2 separate regions of the Homo sapiens genome follow, and region 2 is linked to region 1. The links are chromatin loops, found by intact Hi-C in ENCODE. Cell type or tissue: heart left ventricle. All regions are shown on one strand. Each heading gives the region's core, and the rest is flanking DNA. Links, peaks and the distances in the headings are about the cores only. Region 1 overlaps APLP2 (amyloid beta precursor like protein 2). Region 2 overlaps PRDM10 (PR/SET domain 10).

What was found. Peaks named below come from ENCODE experiments on the same cell type or tissue, not always from the same donor. Only the 100,000 strongest peaks of a DNase experiment are listed, where the experiment ranks them.
Region 2: a loop joins it to region 1, with 2.4 times the contacts of the local background. A loop is called at or near these places in 33 of 110 quality-filtered maps.

What each region holds. Positions count from the first base shown.
Region 1 is chr11:130,116,326-130,131,561 of GRCh38, reverse strand. APLP2 (amyloid beta precursor like protein 2) reads right to left here. Exons shown (of 17, transcript NM_001142276.2): 4 at 10,744-10,856; 5 at 9,752-9,948; 6 at 9,049-9,257; 7 at 7,783-7,950; 8 at 4,732-4,862; 9 at 3,722-3,796; 10 at 2,356-2,514; 11 at 1,396-1,524. Among named protein-coding and RNA genes, the nearest start is that of ST14, 36 kb to the left of the region's middle. RefSeq lists enhancers at 7,337-7,836, 7,837-8,338, 12,593-12,672. In heart left ventricle, for the core only: no CTCF peak of the experiment used is centred there; a DNase peak (open chromatin) is centred at 7,371; H3K27ac peaks cover 1,766 bases.
Region 2 is chr11:129,980,686-129,995,921 of GRCh38, reverse strand. The region is part of intron 1 of PRDM10 (PR/SET domain 10); the gene reads left to right. Among named protein-coding and RNA genes, the nearest start is that of PRDM10-DT, 14 kb to the left of the region's middle. RefSeq lists a silencer at 1,311-1,470. In heart left ventricle, for the core only: no CTCF peak of the experiment used is centred there; no DNase peak of the experiment used is centred there.

The sequences.
Region 1 (15,236 bases), core at 2,769-10,768:
TGAAGCAAAGTCCTGAGCTCCAGGCCCACACCAGATGCCCCTTAGGGTCTCCAACCCAGCCCCTTTCCACGTTCTTCCCACTCTTTAGAAGCCTGAGTTCTTTTATTCCCCAAAACAACCAGCTTCTGAAGTGAACTCTGTATATCTAAGAACACCTGCTCTAGGCTGGGAGTGGTGGCTCACACCTGTAATCCTAGAACTTTGGGAGGCAGAGGTGGGCGGATTACCTGAGGCCAGGAGCCCAAGACCAGCCTGGCCAATATGGTGAAACCCCGTCTCTACTGAAACTACAAAACTTAACCAGGTACTGTGGTGGGCACCTGTAATCCCAGCTACTTGGGAGGCTGAAGCAAGAGAATCATTTGAACCCGGGAGGCAGAAGTTGCAGTGAGCTGAGATGGTGCCATTGCAACCCAGCCTGAGTGACAGAGTGGGACTCCATCTCAAACAAACAGACAAAAAAACACCTGCTCTTCACCTTTACAGTTATTATCTCTACACTAGCGTGTGAGCTGCTCAAGGGCACTCAAGGGAGTCAACCCGGCAGCACTGAATGCCAGTGTGGAGTCTGGCACTGAGACAGACCCCCAGCTCCACAAATGGAGCAGCTCAGCTCCAATACTCCAAAGGCCTTTAGGCCTTTAGGCACATTACCTTTTCATCTTCACACTCATAGCAGCTGTGGGGAAGGAGGGTTTCTGGGCTGACAGGCCAGCACCCGTGCAGTAAGTGAGCCCATGTACCCTGACACTCACAATCAGCACAGCACTGTATTTACAATATGAGAGGAAATCAAGTAAGATCAGCGTTGTTACTATAAGGCCCTCTAGGAAAACTAAGGCTGAGCTAGGAGACTTCCTGGTTTAAACGGAAGCTAGCAGTCTTGTAGGCAAGCTCATTTTTATGAATACAAAAAAGTAAAACTCAAGTTAATATATGAACAACACCAATATTAGAAGTAGGAACCAGAAACAAACCTCTGTAGATGAAAGTAAAGCTGGACAAAACCTAGGAATGTAAAAGTGTCTGTCTAAACAAAAACTATACTGCACAAAACAAGAGACCAATTTTTAAGATCTGCTTGATAAATATACCTAGAAAAGGATCTTGAATATTGGTTCTGGCAATACCCTAAATCAGAAATAAATGATATAAAAAATTCAGAAATTGTTTAAGTATAAAGCAGTTAATATAAAAAAGTATTTAAAAAGATGTTTTAAAAACAGTGACCTTGCAAAAACCAGTTCACGTACCGAATGTCTTCGGAAATCAAAACTCATTTTCTAAGGACTAGTAGCAAATGCAACTAGCAGTGCTGGTCAACCATTAGTCAAGGCATTATGTTCCCCACTGGAAATGCCCTCACGGCAGCAATTTCTACTACATCTACTGTACCTGGGATTTCATCTGGGCCGCCTTTTCTGGGTCAACAGCCAACACATGCTGGTAATGACGGATGGTATGTAAGCGATCTTTGTTCTCAGCACGGACATAACGCCGTAAGGCCTGGAGAATGCGATGAGGCTGCAAGAGAGAACAGTTGTTTTAATATCCAGAGACTAGAGAATTGAAAATAGGCAGGAAAACAAAAGCTTAAAAAGTTCACTTAAGAATGTAAAGCTCAGCTAGGCACAAGAATGAAAGCTGTAACTGGAAGGCTTTTTTAGCTTACCAAGTAACAAAAAAACTGTCTAGGTAAAATAGCAAAACTAAGTTCCAAAGTTATACTGGCTCCTTAACATACAGTATTTTCCAGAATCTCCTGCCCACTCCCGTTCTCTTCTGATCTGTCCTTTTTCCTGGCTCAGCCTCTGACACCTATAAGCTAGATAGTCTCCTGTGTCACCCAAAGAGAGAAGACTTTAACCGGCTTACTTAAGGACACAAATATCCTCCCAATACTTTCCATCCCCCAAAGCAAGGCAGGTTAGTGTTAAGGGACAAAATCATTTGAGACCACTCACACAAGAGTTTCAGAAGAAATTACTTTACCCCTTTCTTCATAATCTTATTTATAATGTAACTTGTTCAAAAGTCTTCATGAATAGCATGTTTTCATTCTTTGAAAGGAAGTTCAATAACTGGATAATTACCCATCAATTTCGCGAGGTTATACTTTTCCAGCGTAAAACACTTTCACATCACAGGTGGTATACGCAGGCATAAAGCGATGTCATGCTTAGCTTATATACACAGATATTAGAATGTAATACCTTTTCCTCCCTCATCATCTTTCCTTAGCTTCAGCTTTGCCAGAACTTGTCATACAAATGTCACTTTTACTGACCTGAGTGTCATACATTGGTCCCCTACATATACCACCTCAGGGCAGGCAGTGCTAGGGGCAGGACTCACCCGTGGCGGGTCAGACTGCAAGGCAGCCAGGTAGTTCTCCAGAGCCATCCGACGGCGGTCATTCAGCATAGCTTCCACTCGGGCCAGGTGGGTCTCCACCAGCTGCTGCTTCTCACTGGCTGCTTCCTTCTCTAAAGCTTTAACCATGGCTTGGAAGTGCTAAACCAAGAAAGCAGGAACCACACATGATTTGTGGCACCCAGAGGAAGCCTAAGCAAGCACCCTGAGACCCCAGTGCTTCTCCTGTCAGTGCCCATGCGAGACAGTAACAGGTTCGGAGAGTGGAGCAAGGGTAAGATCCAAAGTCTACTTCATCCTACCTTCATTCTACTTCTATCAGGAGAATTACTTCCTTCTTTAAAGAGAGCAAGTTAAACCTCAGTGTCAAAGGGCCTCCTTAGTATCTGTGTAACTACAAGTGCTAGTGCCTGCAAGCCCAAGGCCTGGTTTCTCAATATGCACTATAAAAAAAGAACACTGTCCTTCCCACATTGCAGCAAGGCACTAACTTCCAAACTCTGAGACCACTGACCAATGGGAGTTATGTGGTAAGTTCTGTTGAAGTATTCCTGTCATTAGGTTAGTGCAAAAGTAATTGTGATTTTTGCCATTACTATCAATAAAGTCATGAAGGGCAAGTTATCCGTGAGGTATCCAGCCAGGTTTACAGGTACAGTTTAAGCCTGCTGAACTACATTTCCCTGAACAAGATGCACTGACTTCTGTAGGAATTAAAACTGTTAGATTTTCTAAGTGATCAATAAAAAAGCCTTTTAAGATTATTTTTAACACTTTATTAAAGTGTTACATTAGGAGGAAAGGCATTTCAGCTAAACATAAAATGATTTAAAATTTACAAAATCAGTTTTGTAAAAACCAAATCAGTCCTGGAAATTGCTATCCCTATTCCTAGCAACACTCTTCTACTGAAGGGGAATGCAGTTTGCTGCTATGATTTTAGTTATAGTCTACAAAGTTAGAGATGAATTGTATCAGAGATCTTTATTTTCTATCCTTTGACTTTCAATTAGTCTTAAAAAAAATTCAGTACTGCTGAAAAACAAGTCACAGTCTAAGACTGAAAATGGCAGAGGACTTTTGCCAGGAAAGCAGAATTAACGAAAGGCAGCTGAGCTAAGGTTACCTTCTGGCATGAATTAGGTGTGCTCTGGTGGGGGTTTGGTTTCCTTCTACCATAGGTTAGCAATACTTGAGGTGAAAAAGAAAAACAGGCCAGTTACAACTTCCTTGTAAGCCCTCACCTAAAAGGAGGTGGTGTCCAATCCTAATTTCGTTGGGAATGGGGCTCTGACCGTATTTTCCAATGGTCAGGCTGAAAGCTATGTCCCCAGAGAAGGCATCTTACCTGAATCAGAGTCTGCCTCTCTGCTTTGGGGAGGTTCTTAGCTTGAAGCTCTGCCTCTTCCCATTCCTTCTTTACCTAGAACAAAGGTCAAAAACGCCGTCAGCAGTGATTAATACCCCGAAACAACTCCTCCATTTGCTAAAAACACTGTCAGATGCTAAATCTCACAGGAAACTGCAAAAGGAAACCAATCACACAATCTCTTAGGAGCTTAGCATTGTTACTGCCTCAGAAGGTTCCAGGCCTCAACTATCCCCAGATGGAGCCTCAATTCCATGACCTCTTTGTTACATAACCTTGAGTAAGTTATTTAAAAGTCTCTGTGCCTTAGTCTCCTCACCAAAAAAATTGAGGTTAATACCTACTTTTCAGAGCTGATGTGGATAAAACAATAAGCATTTTGCAAACTGTAAGCCCAACATGGGACTGTGTGGGATTTGGGGTGGAGCTTAGGCCTAGCAAGGCATTCCCTTTTCAATTCTCTTCAATCCTGAGTAAATCCAGAAGAAAAGTTGCACTTTGGTGTTCCTGCTGCTCTCTTATAACCCTTTTAAAGGAAAAGAAACATCTCTGAGACTCAGAACCTTCCAGAGACAGCAGTATCTAGCTAGCATGTATTAGTACATGTTTGCTTTCATCTAATATATTTGTATGGTTGGTCACTTTCTTCTCACGGCAAATGGTACTAGCTTTTTATTGATAACAGTGATATAAAGTTTCCTTCTTTAAAATAAAGAAATTTTAAAGCAAGTTAATGGCAAAAAAAAAAAAAAAAAGGGCAGATAATGGTATAGGAAGTGCTCAGAGGATAATTATATTATATATTATCTGGATGCAGGTGGTGAAGAAGTCCACCCAGAAGGCAGCTCCACTGGTAACTCTCTCCTGACTCACCAGTCCTTATACATCAGCATGACAATCTAGGGAGAAGCTATTACTTTTCTTCAGCTATGAGAACCATGCTACCCAAAGCCAAGTACCATGAAGATGAAGAAATTGTCAAGGTTTACCCTGTCCATTCGGTTGCGGTGCCGAATCTCCAGCTGCTCCTTAGCCTTCTGGAAGCGAGCATGCTCATTATCATCTGCAGAGGTCTCGAAATACACATCAACATCATTGGTTGGCAGAGGAGTTGGAGGAACTGAAACAAAATTACAGAGGGAGTTCTCTTTGGGATCAGATGCACTGTGCTCTAGGAAGAAAACCCAGCTCAGGACCTGCAGGATGGACTCAATTTGTTTTGTGGCATTCTCTAAGTGCAGGGTGCTGCTATCTGCCAAGACTTCACTTGGTTAGATTACAGTGGGCAATCTTCCTTACACAATATTCATCAACCATGTCAGCCCACGCTAATACAGCAATTTATTGGCAGCTTCAGCACCAGTGAGGCATCTACTTAAGACCTCAGGGCTGAAAAAGAGGTGGTTTCTTCTATACCTTCCCTTCAGTGCTCGAACCCTGGAAACCTAAACAATAGCTACCTTATTGCTCGTAACTGAGCATCTGAACAGAGACAAGGGCAGGAATCAGACCCTGTAGAGGCACTTTTATGCAATTCCTTATTTTTAAAGAAATTTATTACTCAGGTACCTCTGCTCTTCTGGCTATCTTTGAGTCTTAATTTACAACAGAAAACAGGCTCAAGTGAATGTTCTTTGCATATACGCTGGGTAGAGAAAGTCCCCATCACTCCAGCTATAATTTTGAGTTTTCAGTATCAGTGAAGGACTCTTAGCCCCACCATCAGTGACAGAACCAACAAGGATAAAACTGAGTTGCTCTATTTGACAAGGACACCTTTCACCGATATGAAGATAGGGCTTTTTGATCCATGACACTGACCAATAGGGCTTCCCAAGCGTTCCCCAGAGCACAGGCCCATTGGAGCACCCCCGACTGCTGGATGGGCATAATCTCTCATGGGGCCCAAGCAAGTCTCTGCACGATGGAATTTAGCCTGATAAGGGAAAGGACTGAGATGACAAGTTTACTCAGTCAGCCTCTCAAGACATACCTAAGGTAACACTTACTAGCCTAATTCATGCAAGATTTCCCAAGCTGGTGTGGACTTGCTTGATAGATTATGACACAATTTCAGAGCTAAGTGGAGAGTGAATGCCAAGGTTCAACTGATTTTTAATTCAGAAGCAAATTCACCTAATTTCTAGAATTGTATCATTTTAATACATTAAAACAACCATATAATTGATGAATACAGCTACAAATTAGCCAGCCAGTTCAACTTTTTTCTGTCGGAAGCATCTTTTATTTGCCCATTTAACAGACCTAAAAACGACAACTAAAGTCATGAAGAATATGAGCCCTACATAAGTTTTAAAAGGGTGTCAATATCCCACTTTCAGATTAACTAAATTAGAATCGATAACTTGGTAAATGCCATTCCCCAAGACACTCGCAAGTTCAGTGGAGGAGAATTTCAAGCACTGCAGTCCATCATGCGGATCAGTGACACATGCCTGTGCTATAAAGGCCTGAGCGCTGGAGACGGAGCCTTTGGTTCACATTGCTGGACTGGAAAAAGGGAACAGCAAACACAGGCTGCTTCCAGCCTCCCTGGGACCAGAGTGGAGAGGACAGCGGGCCGAAATGCTTTTTTCTGAAGACACCCTCGGTCCCTGTGGAATCACCCACTCATGAAGCCGGCACATCCGCCAGCCTCAGCCCCTTCAAAGAAGAACAAAAACGCTCCCACTGGAAGTAAACTTGATGCTTCTCAACCTGCAAAGCCCTCCAGGCAGAGGCCCCACAAGAACATGAACACAAAGCTTCTCCGAGGCAAATCTCATCCAAGCCACAGCAAACGGGAGTTTTACAGACCTGCCACTCCATCATGTCTCACAGCACCACCCAGCTGACCCTTCGGGTAGAGATCACCACCTCCACACTCAGTGGGATTCCTCAGGCTTCAGTCCAAGTTTTACAAAGCAGTAAGTATCACAATAATTTCTATTTCTAAATCTTTCCTGAAAACGCAAAGTTTATTCACCAAGGTTCCCTAAGGCCTCCTTTTCTTTCACCTTTCAACTGTTACCGAATAAAAACAGCTTTCCTGGAGCTGGAAGGGAAGCACTCAAGGCACTGCCATATTACATTAAGATTTGAAAGATCTTTTGGTAGAAGGAAGGAAGAGGGAACATGAAGGCATGTGAATGAAAAACCGTCAGAAGCTATAGCCAAATTCTTCATAGCAAATTATTACTCCAACAAATTCCAGAGTAGGAACCAAGAAAAACTGTCTGGCCTGAGGATTTTCCTAATGTGTAGGTTAGTGCTGCAAGGTGAGAGACTGAAGGTCTTAACGAGAAAAAGGAGTAGCCATGGAGAAAAGGGAAAACTCTTGGTAGAAACTCTTTCTACCAACGTCCAGCATAAACCCAACTCAACTGAACCACTGACCTTCCTGTCACACCAAAGCACACACCAACTGAAATCCTCTCACTTCCTAAAGCTGTGTGACCCGGTTGCAAAATATTGAAGAAACAGAGTGAGTCACTACCACTTGGCTGCTAGCTCTCTCTAGAGTGCATTATGCAAGATATTTCAATATTCTAGACTGCCCAAAGTACTTCACTGTCACTCCTTTCGAGAGGAGGCGCCCCATGAGCTGGCATGCATCACAGGGGTCAGTGACAGGGCAGTTCAAAGACAGGAATGTTCAGTGCCTCTAAGCTAGAGCCAGCCCAGGGGACAGCTGCCTTCCCCACCAATACTACAGTGGCCTGGGGACCTGCAGACTCCAAAGCCAGACAAGAAAGAACAAGCCCCTGGCTGTGCTGCCCGCTATACCAAGGTGGGTACGCACCATCACCACCAAGCACCACCAGACACACGGTGAGCACAGGACACGAGAACTGAGCTTACCACTGCCGGCAGGAGAGCAAAGCCTAGATCTAGAAAGCACAAAGATGAGGGGAAGACGACCGACAGCAAACACCCGAGTGGGCAGGGACACCACACAGATGCAGCCACGAAGACGGCAGGGAGACGGACGCCAGACAGGACGGTGCTGCCGCACGGGACCAGCGCGAGGCAGGACTTACTCATCGCTTTACACACAGCCATACAATAATCCTCAGACTCAAAATTGTTCCTGTTGCCGCCGCAGCCACCATATATAAAGCGCACGCACTTTCCCTTGGAGAGGTCGAAGTACCAACGAGGCATCACGGCCCGGCAGGGCCCCGTCATCGCCTCCTGGGAGCAGACAGCTGTGTGAAAATGGTCAGAGTGTCAGCAGGACAGAGGCAGTGACGTCAAATGCTTCAAAATGCTACAGGCTGGCGAGCTGGGGGATGGGCTGGGGGAGGCCTGAGACTGGACGGAGCCTGGAGGCCCGGTGGCCGAAAGCTCCAGCTCAGGCCAGCCTTGCTGAGGACAAGTTGCTTCCCCACAGAGTAGAGACATTTAGGAACTGGGATAAATATTTTTTTGGCACCCTCTGGAGTCTAGATCTGAGTTTAGATTGACGTAGAGCAATTCCTTTGTCTCACAGCTGCGAGAGCCTCACATTTCTGATCTGTTCAGTGGAGGTATCTGCCTAGTTTGTCTATTCAGGAGACAGTGTGAGTGGAAAGGCTGCTTTAAGTGGTGATACCCGTAGTAAAGACAAGCACCTAGAACGGACAATTGTTTCCCACTTTTATGTTCTCTAAGGCAAATCACAAACTTCTCAACTGGTTAAGTAATTTCCCCCAACTTGGGTCCTAAATAATTCTTCGCATCTTAATTGGTTTCAAATATACGATCAGCAGGAGGCTGCATGTTAATGGCTCTGGAACTACTGCAACCTTTTCGTGTTTTAATTGGCAAGATGAGAAAAAAAAAAAACTGCAGGCCCCAATCTGTTACCAGCAGGTCAATAAATTTCACCCTCCCAACTAAAACATCTGGACAAATAGGGCAGCCTACAGATTAGAAGACAAGCAGGAAAAGAAAAACCAAGAAAACCATTTCTATTCTAGGAGGCCAGAACTTGAGTGGTATCGAAGAGGGGAGCTCCCCTTGGGGAGGGAACATTTTAGGATGAATGTGGAAGAATCCTGCTGAAGGGCGGACTACGTTGTCTCTCTTACTCTCTAGTCCCCGTTCTCTAATTCAATCCTACATCTCTCCCTGGATGTGCCTGCCTGCCCACTTTGTTAAGACGGCACCATCCCATCACTGCACTGGAGAGCTGAACTCACCTTCAGTGCAGAGGTACCACACCTTTCCTTCTGTGACTGACTTACCTGTGACAGACGCAATGCAAAAGTCTAAGTGAATAATTACCACATGGATTTCAAAGCCATGGCTCTACATGGGGTTACCTTTGACATCATGAGTAATTTCCTTGTCTGACATGGTGCCGTCGCTGCCGGGTTCAGTAGGATTCTCCTCATTGTAGTCATCTCCTTTGAAGGTGTCATAGTAGTAATCTCGGTCCTCCACCACTTCCTCCCCTTCTTCCTCATCCTCATCATCCTCATCCACAGCTGCTTCTGTGAAGTCTTCCAGATCTGCTTCAGTAGGAAATTCACTGAAGGCCAAAATAGAAAAAAAGGAAGGTTAATAGCTCCTATGTGCAAAGCACAACAATGGGTCCCTTCTCTATTCTGAAACACAAAAACAGAGGCAGGAAATAAGCTCAACGCACATTTCACCGTGCCACTAAGCCCTGGGGCCCAGCTACATCAGCAAACGGGAAGTATTTGTGAACATTTGAATCTAATCATGATACAACAATAAGACAAATCCAAATTCAGGGATATTATGTTAAACAAATGACACGGACTCTTAAAAAATATCATAGTAACCTGCAGAAAATAACAGCTCAGAATGATGTAAACACAAAAATCACAGGTACTCCTGTGATTGGCAATGGCTAGAATGAAATGCAAGCTTAATCAACTCTAGCAGAACAAAGGAATGCCCAGTTTATCCAGAAGTGAGGGACTAGCAGCCAACAGCCGTCTTTACAGAAGGGCTAACAAAAAGGCAAAACGACTTCACAGTTCAAAGTAGAAGAGTTACCTTTTATAAACATCATAGTCTTCCTCTTCATCTTCCTCTTCCTCTTCCTCTTCATCTTCCTCTTCCTCTTCTTTTGACACAGATCCAATAATCTTTGTCTGAGGGCAGCACACATATTCAGTGCCATGGAACTGGTCTACCCCACATGGGAGCAGCATGCCGTAGCTATATAAGGTCATTCCCTGAGTCAGACATGCCTAAAAGAAACCCACAGGCCACATCAGAACATACTCCAGAGTAAACGTGGTCAAATACACTCCGATCTCTACCCTCCAAAATAAACCCTTATCAAATCACTTAGCAATGCTTTCTCTTATGAACACATACATTTTCTGTCAAAAAAAAATTGTAATAATATTATTGTAAGATTTATAAATTTTAATTTACAATGGGGAAACATGATCTGGTCCAAAAATACTGAAATCCCAAATGTGGAAAAAAGTCAGGAAGAGAGCATTTTTTTCTAATAATGACTAAAGCCAGATAAGGTGGTCAATGTTAATAGATACTCACCACTGGTGCAAGCACTACTTCAGTATTTGACCAAAGGAAGATTACTGACCAAAGAGCAGAGCCAGCCTAATTACAGAAGACAAGAAAGGGTACTTCTTGCCACCAGAAAAGTGAGATGGCATGCAGTCCTGCCTGTGCATATGTCCAGACCTATATTTTCTATCACTGGCGATTTCCATGCCGGCCTTAGGGTTAGGATGGTTTCCTGGGAGCCTCACCAGCAGCATACAGTATTCTCGCTCAGCCACCTCCTTAACATCCTCAACTTCAGGAGCTGACTGTCAACACTGAGCTCTCCTACACAAATACCTACTTCTCTCCCAAATATTTCTAACTTATAAGACAGAAGTAATTGTAAACCTTAAGGAGATAATGGGGGAAACATAACTAACTTAAAAGCATGGTGAGATTTGGAGAAAAGTGCTACTTCCCTCCTAACAGATACAACAGCAGCTGACTTTCCCCCCGAGTTCTCTTACCTCTTTGACTACCGTGTGCCAGTGCTGGTGATTCTCACACACCTCCATCCGCTCTTTGTGGAAAAACTGGCACTTTTCTGGAACTAGCAGGACATCACTTACAAATTCACCCACTGGAAAAGAGAATCTTTGTCAGAGCGGATCTGACCATGATTTCAAGGTGAAAATGCCCCTCACTGAAGTTTATGATGATAGTCTACACAGCCAGGAGCAGTCTCATGTATACGAGCAGATGCACATCTCGTACCTTCAAAGGCTGACTGGATGGTACAGTTCTAGCCAAGCAGCCACAAGAACTCACCAATCTGTCAGAGCCATGATGCCAGGGACCTTTTAAAAGCCCCCTGACTGCAGTCCCACTGCAGGGCTACAGCAACACGTGACGGGGAATATAATAGGATCACCTCCATGCCCGCCTCAGACACACACAGCTACTCTCCCCACATGGCTCTGCCTTCCTTATTCCTGCCCACACCTCTGTAATCAAATGCCCAAGAAACTAAAACCAGGTGTTCTACTCAAGTACAGATGAATCTTTAGACAAAACATGATGTAATAATTGAATCCAGTAAGAATAATCAATGATTAATTACAAAGGGGCAAAGGTGTCTTTACGGTGGGAAGCCTTGGCAAACTACCTCAGCCAGATAACCAATTTAACACCACTGATAACGAGCAAACTGGTGTGTGTGATGTCCTAAAAATAATATATCACCTACACAGTATTTCTGCCAAAATATATTATCATTTGAATCTAATCATGCTAAAACACTAAGACAAATCCAAACTCAGGGACATTACATTAAACAAATGGCATGGACTCTTAAAAAATATCATTGTCATGAAAGTTTTTGTTTCTAAAGAAAGACTAGGGAACTATCCTAGATGAAATGTAGTATGTGATCCTTTTAAAAAGGAAGCTATAAAAAACACTAGTTGGACACTTAGGAAAATTTCCAAACATGACAACTGTATTGTCATTATATATAGAAGAATGTCCCTGGCTCTTAGGAGAAACCAGCTGAAATACTTAGAAATGAACTGTCGTGATATCCCAACTTACTTTCAAATGGTTTAGCAACACAAAAATATACATATAAGATGCAGAGAGAGAAAAACATCAGGTAAAACTGGAGAATCTAGGTAAAGGGTACAGAGATATTCACTATTACATTTTCTAAAACTTGTCCCAAAAAGTCGGGAGAAAGATACACATAGCTGTTTATTTACAGGGAAAAGATGGTATGTGATTTGTTTCCAAATAATCAGGGTTGTGAGGGAGTGGGCCTATAGAAGGTGGAAGAGTGGCTCATGAACTGATGGTGGTTACAAAGCTGGGCAACCAGTACGTGAGGGTGAACGGTATCATCGTCTCTTGTTTGGCCATGTTTGTAATTTGCCACAATAAAAAGTTAGAAATATACAACACATCACTGGATGATCACCCCAAGACTCTGATCAGTAGTGTAAGGTAAGGCTCAGTAATCTACACTGGGCATACGTCTGCCATGTGCTCCACACAGTGTAGAGGGAGAGGAAGAGAGGGCGAGAAGGGTGCTTAGCCCAGGAAGAGATGCAGGAAGCAGTGGCAGGAAGATGCAGCTGGCAGACTAACCTCTGAGGTTAAGGGGGGAAAACCCTGAAAATATCATGAGAAAGTAATGTGGTCTAAGAAAGGGCTTAGGGCCCAGCTAGTGGGAAGTCTACACAGACCCACCCAGCCTCGCCATCATGGATGAGTCTCTCAGGATCCTCTGCCTTGGGCCTCGGGCGCAAGCACTGAAGTCAGTCTTTCTACCGCCCCAGTGGTAAGAGAAAGGGAGTTGCTGATGTGTAAGTAGGGGAAGATGGGCTCCTGACATGACAAGCTGTAGCAGTGTAACAGTCCCCCCACATGAAAACTGCATTACAAATGGCAGTCAGGTTTCTCAGCACTGCTAGCACAGGGACTTTGGGATCACACAGCTCAATGTGACACTGAAGCAGGATTGCGAAAGTGAGCCTGACATGCTGCTTACCCTTGAGGACCCCAAAGGCTCTAGGGGAGGCAGTACCTGCAAACAGGCTTTAGCAATCAACGAGACTTAAAAGCATTGCTTAAAAATAGCAAAAATACCAACAGTAAGCTAGAATCTGCCTCTACGAGAATGAACAACCCTGATACTCAATCTAAGTAGAAATTACTTCAATTCTGACATCCAACCACCAACTCACATGGTTTAATGTGATTATTCTGAATTAACTAGGCTGTTTTTGTTCATTTATGACAAAAAGCAACAAAAGTGGATGCTAAAGGAAAAGTATATGCAGGGTTGAATGCTAGGGTTCAATCTCAGCACTGTCATTTACTAGCAGAGTAACCTTAGCCAAGTTACTTAACCTTTCTGTCCCTCGGTTTCTTTATCTTGTGGGGACTAAATGACATAATCTATACAACAAGAAAAGCTTAGAACAGAAACTATTGTTCCACATGTGGGTTTGTTGTTTAAAATAAAAACAGAAACTGACACCTGGTAGGCACTATTGATGTTAATGTTAGTGAAGTCTTGAGGAACTAGTTTTATACGAACTATTCAACCATACTCATAAAGCAATGTATATTTAAGCAACAGTTAATGCACTTTAATTTGTAAAACCTCACTTTTAAATGTGCAACTGCAACATCAAAAAAATTTAAAGCAGCAATTTCACTACTAATCTATATTCTATAGAAACACAACAACTATTTTTTTTTTTTTTTTTGAGATGGAGTCTCGCTCTGCTGCCCAGGCTGGAGTGCAGTGGCGCAATCTCAGCTCACTACAAACTCTGCCTCCCGGGTTCAAGTGATTCTCCTGCCTCAGCCTCCCAAGTAGCTGGGACTACAGGCACGTGCCACCACGCCCGTCTAATTTTTTTGTATTTTTAGTAGAGAGACGGGTTTTCACCATGTTAGCCAGGATGGTCTCGATCTACTGACCTTGTGATCCACCCCGGCCTCGGCCTCCCCAAGTGTTGGGATTACAGGCGTGAGCCACTGCGCCTGGTCAGAAATACAACCTTTAACTCAATCTATACAACACCTTGGATAAACTAAAAAATGATGTAAAGTAAAAGCAAGCTGTAAAAGGTCAGGTACAGTATGATGCCATTAATGTAAATTTTAAAACACAAAAACATTGTTTATAGATGCATGTAAATGTTGCAAAAGAACTGAGACCAGCCTGGCCAGCATGGTGACACCCCACCTCTACTAAAAATACAAAAATTAGCCAGGCATGGTGGCATGCACCTGTAATTCCAGCTACTCAGGAGGCTGAGGTTGCAGTGAGCCGAGATCATGCCACTGCACTCCAGCCTGGGCAAGAGACTCCGTCTCAGAAAAAAAAAAAGATGGAGATGAAGCAAACATGACAGAACACTGAAGAACTGAAATCAGGAGGGTGAGCATATGAGCAACCATCACATTATGTCTCATCTCTTCAGGATGCTTGGTGTAATATTTCAGAATTAAAGTTTAAAATCAAAACCTTTTCGGAAATGCCAAAAATTTAATAAAATAATTAATTCCATGCTAAACCATAAAATTAAATGCCACTAATCTTCAGCTATTCCATGACTGAATCAATCTGTTCGATCTCTAAAAATCAAAAAAGAACACCACTGAATTTGAAAACAAACTAAATTCTAAAATTTAACTTTTTTTTTTAAGATGGAGTCTCACACCATCACCCAGGCTGGAGTACAGTGGCACAATCTTGGCTCACTGCATCCTCTGCCTCCCAGGTTCAAGCAATTCTTCTGCTTCAGCCTCCTGAGTAACTGACATTACAGGCGTTCGCCACCACACCCAGCTAATTTTTACTATTTTTAGTAGAGACGGGGTTTCACCGTGTTGGTCAGGCTGGTCTTGAACTCCTGATCTCAAATGATCCTCCCATCCCAGCCTCCCAAAGTGCTGTGATTACAGGCATAAGCCACCAGGCCTGGCCTAAAAATATATATATATATCTTTTAACAGTACTCTTTGATTCAACAATTCCAGTTCTAAAAAGATACCCTAAGGATGTCTGGACGCAGGGGCTCATGCCTGTAATCCCAGCACTTTATGAGGCTGAGGCAGGTGGATCACTTGAGGTTAGGAGTTCAAGACCAGCCTGGCCAACATGGGGAAACCCCATCTCTACTAGAAATAGTAAAAATGAGCCAGGCGTGGTGGCGAATGCCTGTAATCTCAGCTGCAGGGTGGAAAGGGGGACACGCAGGACCAAGGCCGCAGTCAGCCAAGATCGCGCCACTGCACTCCAGCCTGGGTGACGGCGACCCTGTCTTAAAAAGAAAAAGAAAAAAAGAAAAAGATACACACCCTAAGGAAATAACTAGGCAAGTGAATTAAAATATTCATTAGTGTTATTAATATCAAAAAACTAGAACAAACCTAAATGTCCATCGAGAGGGAATTAATTAAATGATGATACATATATACAACAGAATAGTATGGGGTTACAAGAAAT
Region 2 (15,236 bases), core at 4,830-12,829, 140 kb after region 1:
CAGGCTGGAGTGCAGTGGCATGATCTCAGCTCACGGCAACCTCCGTCTTCTGGGTTCAAGTGATTCTCCTGCCTCAGCCCCCCAAGTAGCTGGGATTACAGGAGCCCGCCATCACACCCGGCTAATTTTTGTATTTTTAGTAGAGACGGGGTTTCATCATGTTGGCCAGGCTGATCTTGAACTCCTGACCTCAGGTGATCGGCCTGCCTCGGCCTCCCAAAGTGCTGGAGTTACAGGCGTGCGCTACGGCCCCTGCCCCTCTCCCCCGCCTTTTTTTTTCAAGATTCTTATTTTTGTGTGCAAATTCTACCATTTTCTTAGAATTGCTTGAAGATTTTGAGGCCAATTTATTGGGGGTTATTTTCAGTCTTTCCACAAACCATGATTACAGGCAGTCTTAATAGAATGTCCTTCTAATAGGGACTAGCTATCATTCCTTTAACTAATTATTGCTCTTTGTTTGACTTTTTAACTGTCCTCTCTGAGACACTTGTTTACGTTTAGTCTTCAACACAGAATATTGACAGAACCGTGTCCAATTTTGCAAAGGAGAGAAAGTAGGTAGAGGTCAGGGAATTATGCAAGTATGGGAGAGGGGTCAGAGCGCATGGGAGAAAAGGGTCTGTATCCTCAGCCCCAGGCAGGGGATGTATATTAATAAGGTTTCAGTCTCTTCCATCATGTATTCATCTTCTCCTTCATTCTTTTTCTCTTGAAGTTGATGAATTGAAAATTATTCCGGACTGTGTAAGTACTTTATCACTGGATAAATATAAGGACCCATGAATGGTAATATTTGGACACCACTTTATGTGACATGCAAGTTCTCTCAAGTACTTTAGTACTGTGGAAGTGTGAGATGTTACATTACTACAAAACAGTAATTCTGGAATTAAAATGAAATTATGTCATAGTAATTGGACTTTGATGAACTTTGTTTCATTTATACATTTTAAGAAAGTTTATGTTGGCCAGGCGCAGTGGCTCACGCCTGTAATCCCAGCACTTTGGGAGGCCGAGGCAGGCGGATCACGAGGTCAGGAGATCAAGACAATCCTGGCTAACGCGGTGAAGCCCTGTCTCTACTAAAAATACAAAAAAAATTAGCCGGGCATGGTGGTGGGCACCTGTGGTCCCAGCTACTCGGGAGGATGAGGCAGGAGAATGGCATGAACCCAGGAGGCGGAGATTGCAGTGAGCTGAGATTGTGCCACTGTACTCCAGCCTGGGCGTCAGAGCGAGGCTCTGTCTCAAAAAAAAGAGAAAGAAAAAAAGAAATTTTATGTTAACTTTTTAATATTTTTTAATTTTTTTAGAGACAGTGTCTCACTGTGTTGCCAAGGCTGGTCTCTAACTCCTGGGTTCAAGCCATCCTCCTGTCTCAGCCAACCGAGTAGCTGGGGTTACAGGTGCAAACCACCACCACCAGTTTCGTTTCTTTTTTTTTTTTTTTTTTGAGGCAGAGTTGCGCTGTGTCACCTAGGCTGGAGTGCAGTGGTGCGATCTCGGCTCACTGCAACCTCTGCCTTCTGGGTTCAAGCAATTCTCCCTGCCCCAGCCTCCTGAGTAGCTGGGATTACAGGCACCCACCACCACGCCTGGCTAATTTTTGTACTTTTTTTTTAGTAGAGATGGGGTTTTGCCATGTTGGCCAGGCTGGTCTCGAACTCCTGACCACCCGCCTCGGCCTCCCAAAGTGCTGGGATTACAGGTGTGAGCCACTGCACCCAGCCCCAGTTTATTTTCATACTTATATATACTTATCCCAAGCTCTAGGTATCTCACCAAAAACTTATACATCATTTACAAAATATATTTTTTTCAGATTCATGGTTTTAAATGGTTATAAACTATAACAGATATAGAAAATTCTAAAACTTTATTGAGTGGCTTTAAATAAAACCTAAATAAATGAAGAGCACAGTGGCTCAAGGAGTGGAAGATTCAATATTGTAAATGTGTCAATTTTCTGGAAACTGATTTATAGATCTAATGTAATCCCACATTTAAAAAAATTAGACAAGCTGATTCTAAAACATTTGCCAAGGCCCAAGAAAAGGCAAAACACTTTGAAAAAGAAAAGTTAGGAAAACCTCTGCTAGAGATCAAGAAGAGTTATAATAATTAAGATAGTGTTGGGCCAGGCGCGGTGGCTCACGCCTGTAATCCCAGCACTTTGGGAGGCCGAGGCGGGTGGATCACGAGGTCAGGAGATCAAGACCATCCTGGCTAACATGGTGAAACCCCGTCTCTACTAAAAATACAAAAAGTTAGCCAGGTGTGGTGGCGGGTGCCTGTAGTTCCAGCTACTCGGGAGGCTGAGGCAGGAGAATGGTGTGAACCCAGGAGGCAGAGCTTGCAGTGATCCGAGATCGCACCACTGCACTCCAGCCTGGGCGACACAACGAGATTCCATCTCAAAAAAAAAGATAGTGTAATATTGGCACTGGGTAGGCTAATAATGATGGACCAATAGAACACCATATGGAGTCCAGAAACAGTATTATGCATAGCCAGACACTTGATTTATGACCTGGAGGCATGGCAGAAAGGCAGGCAAAACAATAACACTTTTAGAATTAATATAGGAAGATACTCATGACCTTAGTATAGAGAAACATTTCTTAAACAAGATGCTACAGGCACTAATAGAATAATGGGCAAAAGTCTTGAACAGCCACTTCAGAAAAGGAGAAATCCAAATGTCTAATAAACATGAAAAGGTGTTCAACCATGTTAATGAAGGAAATGCACATTTCAGCCACAGTGCCAGAACACTGTATACCTAAATTAAAGTTGGATGTTGAACAGTAGGGACTTTCATAGATGGCTGGTACAGATATAAATTCATATGACTACCTTGGAAAACAGTATTATCAAGAAAGTCCAAAACATGCATACTTTAATGACCAGCAGTTCCAATATTAGAGAAATGCATGTGCCTGAGAGAACTAGAAAAAGTATTTGGAGTAATTTATTTTCATAATACTGATTCAATTACTATTTCAGGACTGCTGTGTTGTGTTCTGAACACACAGGTAGCTTTGTTTCTAGAACAATGGTGAATAAATGTTATTTATATTTTCCTTCTGTGCTGAATGTTTATATAGTCCATCCAATGTCTTCTTCAGTTCCTAAAAGAATGCTGGAAACAGAATAGGCATTTAATAAGTATTCTTGTGTTTTAAAAAATTATTTGAATTTTTACAATGGGAGCCCTTCATCACAGCTTTGTAGTTACCTCAACTCTGGCTGTTGAGTAATTTGCTCAGTTAAATCTGTTTGTGGGTGTAGTGAATTACAACCTCCTCTGGTTCCCTCGAGATCAAGTCTAACCTGGTGATTGCGTCATCTGGTGGGAGAGCACGGCTACAACAGCAGGTGGAAACCATGCTCGGGTCCTGGCCACTTTGCCTAGGATGAAAGCTGTTGTGGCAAACAGGGGAAAGAGCTTCAAGCTTTGTAGTAAAAGGAATCTGGGCTTAAATTCCTCTTATCAGCACTGTGACCTTGGAGAATTAATCATTCTTGGTTGTGGTGAGGGTTAATTGAGATCAGGTATTTAAAGGACATCTGACAGTGCCTGGCACGGGATAGGTGCTCCATAAATGCCTGTAGCTATAATTATTACTGTTCCACTAGCTGTTTACTTAAGTAACATTGAATTTCCACAGAATGCATTTCGAATCAGGTGGACTATGATTATACTGATTTTTAAAATAAAGAGCTGCATCTGTTAAAGGATTCTATTTTTGTGGTCTTTAATTCCTTCAGGGAATTTGCAAATGAAGCTAACATGTTGTAGGTACACCTGAGTGAAATGGTCTGGTTAAGCGTTTACAAAGAATAGTTATGGCTAAGATTTCTAAACAGGAATGCTTCTATTTTGTGTCTCCTGCGGAAGAAAATGCTAATCACATAGTTTTTATTTTTGTATTTTTATTTTTTCTGTCACCAGGCTGGAGTGCAGTGGCGTGATCTTGGCTCGCCGCAACCTCTGCCTCCTGGGTTCAAGCGATTCTCTGATACTCCTGTCTCAGCTCCCCGAGTAGCTGGGATTACAGGCACCCGCCACCAGGCCGGTTACTTTTTTTTTTTTTTTTTGAGATGGAGTCTCGCTCTGTCACTAGGCTGGAGTGCAGTGGCGCGATATCGGATCACTGCAACCTCCTCCTCCCAGGTTCAAGCTATTCTCCTGCCTCAGCCTCCCGAGTAGCTGGGATTGCAGGCGCGTGCCACTACGCCCAGCTAATTTTTGTATTTTTAGCAGAGATGGGGTTTCACCATGTTGGCCAGGATGGTCTCGAACTCCTGACCTCAGGTGATCCACCCCTCTCGGCCTCCCAAAGTGCTAGGACTACAGGTGCCCGCCACCATGTCCAGCTAATTTTTGTATTTTTAGTAGAGACAGGGTTTCACCATGTTGGCCAGGCTGGTCTGGAACTCCTGACCTCAGGTGATCTGCCCACCTGGGCCTCCCAAAGTGCGGGGATTACAGGTGTGAGCCACTGCGCCCAGCTGCTAATCACATAGTTTTAAAATTTTGTCAATTTGAAGTTGAACTTTACATATTTTCTGGTGAAATACATCAGTTAAGAGAGAACCCAAGCCTGCAGTTAAGAGTGATCTATTCCCAAAACAATTGTTTAATAATGAAAATGTATTAAAATATCTTTTAATTGAGAATAAGTCTTTTCTGGATGAGACACCTTCATGATCTAAAACAGCCTATGGTCCTCACAATTTAAATAATTATTAACATTTGCATTATACTCTATACTATTGAGCCACATTGTAACAGACATTATCCCACTTTATGTTAGCAGTGAGCCTGTGATTTGCTTGCCTTCACATTCTTTTTCCACTTCAAGAAATGCCTCAGCTAATGGAAGGTACCTTTGAATCCTAGACCAGTGAACATAGTCCTACGGTGGTGGTTTTATTAAGATGGAGGAGGTTGAAATTTGGTAGCTTGTAGGTCTTCATTATATGCCAGTGAGACGGAGTTTTTATGAAGGCAATAAAATGTCAGTATGTTGTCTATCTGAGCTCACTGTCTTTAATAAAATACTTATTTTTCTACCATCTGTGTTTCATATTTAAAGGTATGAGAAACTGAAAATGAAAAAAAAGTGAGGAAAAAGTGAGGACCCGGGCATAGTGGCTCATGCCTATAAATCCCAGCACTTTGGGGGGCCGAAGTGGGAGGATCACTTTGAGGCCGGGAGTTAGAGACCAGCCTAGGCAACATAGCTAGACCTCCGTCTCTACAAAATAATGATAATAAAAACAGGTGAGGACCACATTAACGTGTTTATAGGGAGTGTGAATTGGATATAAAGGGAATTACTTCAAACCAGTATGGTATCAATTTGCTTTTTTTTTTTTTTTTTTTTTTTGGAGACAAAGTCTCACTTTGTCACCCAGGCTGGAGTGCAGTGGCACCATCTCTGCTCACTGCGACTTCTACCTCCCAGGTTCAAGTGATTCTTAGGCCTCACCCTCCTGAATAGCTGGGATTACAGGCATGCGCCACCACGCCCGGCTTATTTTTGGAATTTTTTTTTGTTTTTTTTGTGGTGGAGTCTCGCTCTGTCACCCAGGCTGGAGTGCAGTGGCTCGATCTCAGCTCACTGCAAGCTCCGCCTCCTGGGTTCATGCTGTTCTCCTGCCTCAGCCTCCCGAGTAGCTGGGACTACAGGCACCCGCCACCCATGCCTGGCTAATTTTTTGGATTTTTAGTAGAGACGGAGTTTCACCATGTTAGCCAGGATGGTCTTGATCTCCTGACCTTGTGATCCACCTGCCTCGGCCTCCCAAAGTACTGGGATTACAGGTGTGAGCCACCACGCCCCATGCCTGGCCAGTTTTTGGAATTTTTAATAGAGATGGGGTTTCGCCATATTGCTGAGGCTGGTCTCGAACTCCTGATGTCAGGTGATCCACCTGCCTCAGCCTTTCAAGGTGCTGGGATTACAGGCATGAGCCACCGTGCCCGGCCTGAGTTTTCTTCTTAATCTTGTGTCTGAGGCTTGGTTCAGTCTGTTTGAACTAAAGACTGTATGTTTCAGGAGTCGTAGAGTGAACGAGTAGTTACACTGTTTTATATTACATATTGTAGTGTTAAATTATGAAAATTATGCTCTAGAATGATTTTCCTCTAAGCAATTTTAATAAGTTAAAAAGTTTTCCCTAGTTAAAACATTTTAAAGCACATGGGTTTATTGAGGAAACAGCTTACTACTTAAGATTGTGCCTCTATACATTAACCAGGAGTTTATCCTAACAACTTGGGTTTGTGATTTGTTGAGTCATAGGTACCACCCAGAACCATCTGGAAGGAAAGCTTTTCAGGCCACATAAGACCCACCTGAAAGTCTCCTACTTAATTACTGCACTGGCTAATTCAATAAAAGAGCTTGAGATATTGGGGCTAAATAGTGTTGGGTGCATGGGTGAAACAGGGTTTTACATTGTATCTGTATCCCCCACCAGCTGTCTTGTGACCGAATACTGCTGTTCAGAAGGGAGCTGGAGGATGTGTGCTTGAAGCTTTCTAAATTCATTATTCATAGCTGAGAAACATGCATGCTCAATGACTTTTTTTTTTCCCTCCCAGAGGCAGGGTCTTGCTGTTGGCCAGGGTAGAGTGCAGTGGCATGATCACCGCTCACTGCAACCTCGAACTCCTGGGCTTAAAGCCATCATCCCCCCTCAGCCTCCCAAAGTGCTGGGATTACAGAGTGAGCCACTGTGCTGGCCTGGAATTTGTCTTTCACCTAGCTTTCTATGTTACTCTGGTGCAACCAGTTCATGAAGTGTGGGAACTGTAGACCAATTGAATAAAGTTTAAATTCTTCTACTTTCCCTGTGGTCTTTTATAGCCCCATCCTTACTACTGTTTGAGGCTTGTCTCTCTCATAGTTACTGGTCCCTAAGCATGCCCTCAGTTTCTCTTGCCTCTGGATATTTCTAGAAAGTTTGCATTGACTTGGCCGGGCGCAGTGGCTCACGCCTGTAATCCCAGCACTTTGGGAGGCCAAGGCGGGCGGATCACGAGGTCAGGAGATCGAGACCATCCTGGCTAACACGGTGAAACCCCGTCTCTGTTAAAAATACGAAAAATTAGCTGGGTGTGGTGGCGGACGCCTGTAGTTCCAGCTACTCGGGAGGCTGAGGCAGGAGAATGGCGTGAACCTGGGAGGCAGAGCTTGCAGTGAGCCGAGATTGCACCACTGCACTCCAGCCCAGGCAACAGAGCGAGATTCCGTCTCAAAAAAAAAAGTTTGCATTGACTTAACATCTCCTCTTTTTTTTTTTTCTAAGAACAGCTTTACTGAAATAAAATTTACATACCATGCAGTTCACTTATTTAAGATGTATATGGTTCAGCCAAGTGCGGTGATTTATGGCTGTAATCCCAGCACTTTGGGAGGCCGAGGCAGGTGAATCACTTGAGCCCAGGAGTTCGAGACCAGCCTGGGCAACATGGCGAAACCCCGTCTCTACCCACAATATAAAAATTGCCAGTCTCATAACCCGGTCTCAAATAAATAGATAAAAATTTAAAAATAAAATGTACAATTCAATGGCTTTAATACATTCAAAGAGTTGTGCAGCTGTCACTGTCACCACAATCAATTTTAGAACATTTTTATAACCTCCAAAAGAATTCCTGAACCATTTAGCTGTCACCATTAATTTTTCTATCTCCTCCTAATCCCTAGGCAACCACTGTTTATTTTTTGTGTCTATTAATTTGCTTATTCTGCAAATTAATATTTCATATAATATTTTACATAAATGGAATTGTTCAATGTGTATTTCTTTGTGACTAGCTTCTTTCACTTAGCATAATGTTTTCAGGGTTCATCCATGTTGTATGTAGCATGTACCAGTTCTTCATTCCTTTTTTGTTTTTTTGACGGAGTTTCACTCTTTCGCCCAGGCCAGACTGCAGTGGCGCTATCTCGGCTCACTGCAAGCTCCGCCTCCTGGGTTCAGGCCATTCTCCTGCCTCAGTCTCCCGAGTAGCTGGAACTACAGGCACCTGCCACTGCGCCCAGTTAATTTTTTGTGTTTTTTAGTAGAGACGAGGTTTCACCGTGTTAGCCAGGATGGTCTTGATCTCCTGACCTCGTGATCTGCCTGCCTCGGCCTCCCAAAGGGCTGGGATTACAGGCGTGAGCCACCACACCCGGCGTCTTCATTCCTTTTTATGGTCAAATAATATTCCATTATATGGATATACCATATTTTCTTCACTTATCAGTTGATGAGTATTTGGATCGTTTCCATTTTTTAGCTATTATGAATAATGCCACTGTGAGCATTCATGTACAAGTCTTTTAGGGACATATGCTTTTATTTCTCTTGGGTTTATTACATCTTGATGAGGAATTGCTCAGTCATTTGGTGTGTCTATGTTTAGTCTTCTGTGGAATTGCCGGGCTGTTTTCCATATTGGCAGCAGTGTTTTACATTCTCACCAGTAGTGTATGAGGGTTCCAGTTTCTCCTCATCCTTACCCACAGTGGTTATTATCTGTTGCCATATCAGAATTTTGAATGAAATTGAAAAGATGAAAAGGCACTACAAAAATAAGCATAATAGAAACCAGAGTATCATTAATAAAGGCAGTTTTGTGTGGTTTGTTGACATGGCAGGAAAGCTGTTGCCTTTATTGTTTGAAGCTCTCCAAACAATAAAGGATATAGATCAATATTTTGCTGAAATTGAGGCCAATAAAAGTATTATTCTGAAGCTACAATATGCTGTAATTTTTCTTAGCTGGACAAACCTTCCCTATTAGTGGAGAGTTTATAATCTGTGTGATTTGAATTTCAGGTATATTTTGACTGCACAATAGCAGACAAGAACTTGAGGTGCTTATTTTCATTTGGCTATTCTTATTCCTTTTAACCCTGGGAATGAACATGAATTGATAGGGAGAATTAATAAGTATATATTAATAAATACAAAAACCACAACAATGAGCACTGTTGAGTGTTCCTATGGGCCAGGTGTGGGTTTTCATTTGCACAGTGTACTTCATTTATTTCATAGTTCTACCTTAGGGAATTGGAACTATTGGTCCTGCTGTAACCATGTTATAGATGAAGTCTTGATGCCTTGAAAAGTAACTTCCCTCACCTGGGTCATGGAGCTGGAGCTGGCAGTTGAGGAGTCTCAATCCAGGCCCCCGACCCTAGAGATCTGTTGCCCTCCACGCAAAGTCATGCAGCAGACTTGGTGCAGTGGCTCACGCACTTTGGGAGACCTAGGCAGGTGGATCGCTTGAGCCCAGGAGTTCGAGACCAGCCTGGCCAACATGGCAAAATCCCGTTTCTACTAAAAATACAAAAAAATTAGCCGGCCATGGTGCTGCACGCCTGTAGTCCCAGCTACTCGTGTTTCTGAGGTTCAATTGCTTGAACCTGGGAGGCAGAGTTTGAAAGTGAGCCAAGACTGTGTCACTGCACTCCAGCCTGGGCGACAGAGTGAGACCCTGTCTCGAAAAAAAACCCAAAGCAAACGAAATTCACACAACAGCGTTAGAGGTGGGGAGGAGCAAGTCTGGTCAGTAGCAGGCTGCTAGAAGGTCATGTTAAGGCCCCAGCTATGACATAAGGACTTGCCACAGCCTGCTACTCAAGGGAGCACTATGTGTGATTTCCAACCATTCTTGTTGCCATCCTAAGCCACAAGGACTTGCCACAGCCTGCTACACAAGGGAGCACTATGTGTGATTTCCAACCATTCTTGTTGCCATCCTAAGCCTCTGCCCCCTCCATTAACTAATACAGGTTGGAGGCACAGGGCGAGGAGGAGATCTACATTCTGGTTGCAGAACCACACACCCCAGACTCTGCCACACCACCATGAGCCTGCTGTTAATCCACCACGAGCCCAACACCTCTGTGTACACTAAGAACGGAAGCACTGGGACTAATCTTGCAGCATTGGTATGGGAGGGCCACAGCTCATGAATATGAAAATATTCAGAGACTACATATGAACCTCAAGATCTATACCTTGGGTTATAAGAATTGGACTTATTAAAGAATTTCTTTTATTACTATATATACATATATATATATATATATATATATTTTTTTTTTTTTTTTTTTTTTTTTTTTTTGGACAGGGTTTGTCTTTGTCACCCAGGCTGGAGTGCAGTGGCACAATCTCGGCTCACTGCAAACTGCCTCCCAGGCTCAAGTGATCCTCCTACCTCAGCCTCCTGAGTAGCTGGAACTACAGATGCATGCCACCACACCTGGCTAACTTTTTGTAGAGACAGGGTCTTGCCCTACTGACCAGGCTGGTCTCAAACGCCTGAGCTCAAGCAGTCCTCCCACTTCGGCCTCCCAAAGTGCTGGGGTTACAGGCATGAGCCACTGTGCCCTGCCCAATACCATATTTGACTTACAGTGCGTTCTTTGCATTCACAAAGACTGGTTTTGATTTTGTGTGGCTTGGGAGCAGCTGAGTTCCATGTCCCTTGACAGTTGTATTGTACGAGATCATGTCATCTATCAATTGCATTTTCCCCCCATAGTGTTGTTTGTTCTTTTCAGCTCATTAAAATTCAGTTATAAACATTGAGATATATATACACATATCTATATATATGTATGTACACACACACACACACTTTCTTAGCTGTGGAACAGTTAAATACCATTATTTTTAATGGCAATACTGTTTTTTGTTCATGAGAGTTCATCCTAAGAGGGTTTTGGGAAGTAACAAATTAGCTCCTAAGCAGAAGACTGCACTATATTCATTCCAGATGGCCTCCTGGGCCGGTCATGGTTGCAGGTGCTGGGGACACTCCCTCATCAGCTCCAGTGAGGTGATGCTCCTGCAGCGGCCTTCCAGCAGGAGGACAGGTAGTGCACACATACTGAACTCGCCTAACTGACGGTAAATGCTTTGCAGAGTATTACAGCAGAATCCCATGAGAAAGGATGATCAAAAAAGCCTACTGAGGAGGTAGCATTGACCCTGAGATCTGGATAATGAGAAGGAGGTAGGTGGTGGACAGTGGCGGAGAAAGCATCCTCGCAGAGGAGATGGCTGTTGCCACCCTAAAGGCTGGATGAGCGGAAGGAGAGTTTGAAGCCAAAAACAAGAAAGAGGACCCAAGAGAGCCCAGCAGCGCGACCTGTGGAGGTCAAGCCACCAGAAGAGGTTGCAGAGGTGTTGCCAGGGAGATGGGAGAAAAATCAGGAAGGCGTAGTATCAGGAATGAAGGGAAGAGATTTGCAGAGGGTGTGAGTGCCATGTGAGGTCAGGGAGGATGAGAGCTGTGGGGGAGCGCTGGATTTTGCAGTAGACACTCTAGAATGTGCCGTCTCAGGGAGTGGTGGGGATAGAAGCCCGAGTAGGGTGGGCCGAGGCCGAGGCAGGGAGGGGACAGTGAGGCCGTGGGGCTGGACTGCAGGCCGCGCTGCAGAGTTTCAGTGTGTGCTGCAGAGTCTCAGTGCATGTGGGGAAGAGCAGACAGATGGCAGGTAGGTGAGCAGGAACGCGGGCTCAAGGGAAGGTTTTGTTTAATGTAAAGATTTTGTTGAAATATAAGTCTAGAAAAGTACACAGTTTTTTATTCTAATAAAGATAGATTCTAGCACATGCTAGCTGGTGCGCAGAGAAGGCCTGGAGGGTCCCAGAAGGCCTGGTGCCAGCCACCCAGTGGGAAGGCCACCTCCGCTGAGCGAGTGCGGTGAGGACAGGGTGCTGATGTGGGAGCTGAGGGAATACCTGCCTGAGGGGCTCTCTTTTCCCAGGGAAGCGTGAGGCATCAGCTGGAGTCAGGATGGTGGAGGGGAAGCCTAGGGGGAAAGAGGAGGGAAAGGAGTAGTCCTTTTTGGAGACAAGAATCCAAAGTTCATTCCAAGGCAGAATGGGCGTGGGAGCCAGTGTTGAGTGCTGCTTTGAGATCAGTGGTCCTGAATTTGAAGGGAGATCCGGCAGCATTCATGTCGGGTTCCCTCCGGTGTGGGTATGGCAGAGAGTCGGTGAGAGGACAGTGGTCACAGGAGGGAACATAATGGCGGACTTCGGAATCTGATTCAATAGCAATGTTCATGTTGCTTTCCTCTAGGCTACCTTGAGGAGTATGTTCTTCTTATAGTTTAGTCTAGTGCCATACTTAGGAAGTGGGAACAAAGGTCTCTTCAGTTTCACTCCTTTCAGTTAGTCTATTCCATCCTAAGCCTTCTCCTCTCCTGTATACACTAAGCTAACTCTGGAAAAATTACCTCACTAGGAGTGAACCATTACAGTGTAATATTTTGTCAAAATAAAAATAGATTTTTAGGCCGGGCGAGGTGGCTCACGCCTGTAATCCCAGCACTTTGGGAGGCCGAGACCGGCAGATCACAAGGTCAGGAGATCGAGAGCATCCTGGCTAACACGGTGAAACCCTGTCTCTACTAAAAATACAAAAACAAAATTAGCTGGGCGCGGTGGGGGGCACCTGTAGTACCAGCTACTCGGGAGGCTGAGGCAGGAGAATGGCATGAACCTGGGAGGCAGAGCTTGCAGTGAGCTGAGATCGCGCCACTGCACTCCAGCCTGGGTGACAGAGCGAGACTCCGTCTAAAAAAAAAAAAAAAGGAGAAATAAAAAGATTTTTAGACCAGGCGTGGTGGCTCATGCTTGTAATCCCAGCCCTTTGGGAGGCAGAGGCAGGTGGATCACCAGAGATCAGAAGTTCGAGACCAGTCTGGCCAACATGGCGAAAACTTGTCCCTACTAAAAATACAAAAAATTAGCTGGGCGTGGTGGTGCGCACCTGTAATCCCAGCTATTCGGGAGGTTGACACAGGAGAATCACTTGAACCTGGGGGGCGGAGGTTGCAGTGAGCTGAGATCGTGCCACTGCACTCCAGCCTGGACGACAGAATGAGACACTGTCTCAAAGAAAAAAAAAATTTTTTAAAGACTTTTATTTTGAGACAAGGTCTTGCTTGTTGCCCTGGCTGGAGTGCAGTGGTGCCATCTCAGCTCACTGCAACTTCTGCCTGTGAGGCACAAGTGATCCTCCCACCCTAGCCTCCTGAGTAGCTTGGACCACTAGGTGTGCACCACCATGCCCAGCTAATTTTTGTATTTCTTGTAGAGATGGTTGGGGGGAGGTCTTGCCATGTTGCCCAGGCTGATCTTGAACTCCTCAGCTCAAGTGATCCTCCCACCTTGGCCTCCCAAAGTTCTGGGATTATAGGCGTGAACCACTGCTCCTGGCTAAAAATAGCTTTTTGATTATTAAGAAAATACAGTTTGAATACCATTGAAAAGTATTCAGAAACCATCAAAAGTTATAAAGATGTAAAGTTACTCAAATTTAACTTTTCAAAGGTAACCGTGGTTAACATTTTGGTGACTCTTCCCTAAGACATTTCTTTGTGTGTGAATGTATATGTATCTTTCTACATCATAAATAATTAAATTGGCGAAACCTCGTCTCTACTAAAAATACAAAAAATTAGCTAGGCGAGGTGGTGGGCACCTGTAATCCCAGCTACTTGGGAGGCTGAGGCAGAAGAATTGCTTGAGCCCGGGAGGCAGTGGTTGCAGTGAGCTGAGATTGCACCACTGCACTCCAGTCTGTGTATACACACACACGCGCGCACACACACAGACACACACATTTTTTTGAGACAGGGTCTTGCTCTGTTGCTCAGGGAGAGTGCAGTGGTACCATCACAGCTCACTGCAACCTTGACCTCCCAGGCTCAAGCAGTCCTCCCACCTCAGCCTCCGGAGTAGCTGGGATCACAGGCACATGCCACCACACCCAGCTAAATTTTTGTAGTTTTTGTAGAGACGGGGTTTTGTTATCTTGTCCAGTCTGGTTTTGAACTCCCAAGCTCAAGTGATCCACCAGCCTCGGCCTCCAGAAGTGTTGGAATTATAGCTGTGAGCCACTGCACCTGGCCATATTTTATAATTTTTTTATGAGGATAAAAAAGAAAATTTCCATCAGGGGAATATTTATTTATTTATTATACTTTTTTTGAGATGGAATTTAGCTTTTGTTGCTTAGGCTAGAGTGCAGTAATGCGATCTCGGCTCACTGCAACCTTCACCTCCCAGGTTCAAGCAATTCTCTTGGCTCAGCCTCCTGAGTAGCTGGGATTACAGGTGCCCGCCACCATGCCTGGCTAATTTTTGTATTTTTAGTAGAGACGGGGTTTCGCCATGTTGACCAGGTTGGTCTTGAACTCCTGACCTCAGGTGATCTACCCACCTCGGCCTCCCAAAGTGCTGGGATTGCAGTCATGAGGCACCGCACCTGGCCCATCAGGGGAGTATTTAAATAAATGATTGGCACATCTGTACGTTGAAAGCAATGAGATTACTGCAGAGACTTTCAGTGTCTGAAAAGGTGTCCACAGCATACTGTTAAGTTAAAGTATATTTCTATATTTAAGATAATGGAAAAAAAAGTATGATTACATTTCTCCATGAGTACATTTGTATATAAAGACAGCTAGTTTATGTGTGTTGTGTTTATATATGATAGATCAGTGGAAAGACAGACACTAAAACGTCAGCAATGGCAATATCTAGGGAATGGGTTGGGGTGGGAGAGAGGGTAACTTTTACTTTTTATTTCAAACAATTCTGTACTGTCAGAATTTTTCCCCGATTCACTGTTTTTTTAGCGTACTTATAGGTATGTACAACCATCATCACAAACAATTTTGACACATTTTCATCACCTGAAAAAGGAACATCATAGCCCGGGCACAGTGGCTCACGTCTGTAATTCCAGCACTTTGGGAGGCCCGGGCAGGCGGATCACCTGAGGTCAGGAGTTGGAGACCAGCCTGACCAATATGGTGAAACCCCATCTGCACTAAAAATACAAAATTAGCTGGGCCTAGTGGTGCGTGCCTGTAATCCCAGCTACTCGGGAGGCTGAGGCAGGAGAATCAATTGAACCTGGGAGGAGGAGGTTGCAGTGAGCCAAGGTCGTGCCACTGCACTTCAGCCTGGGCAACAAGAGTGAAACTCTGTCTCAAAAAAAAAAAAAAAAAAAAAAAAAAACCAGAAATGTCATACCCTTTAGCTATCTCTCCATCTTCCCATCCTCTCTTGACCCTAAGAAATCACTAATCTACTTCCTGTCTTTATAGATTTCCCTGGTTTGGACTTTAAAAATAAAATATGTGGTCTTTTATGACTGGCTTCTTTCACTTAGCATAATGTTTCAGAGTTCAGTT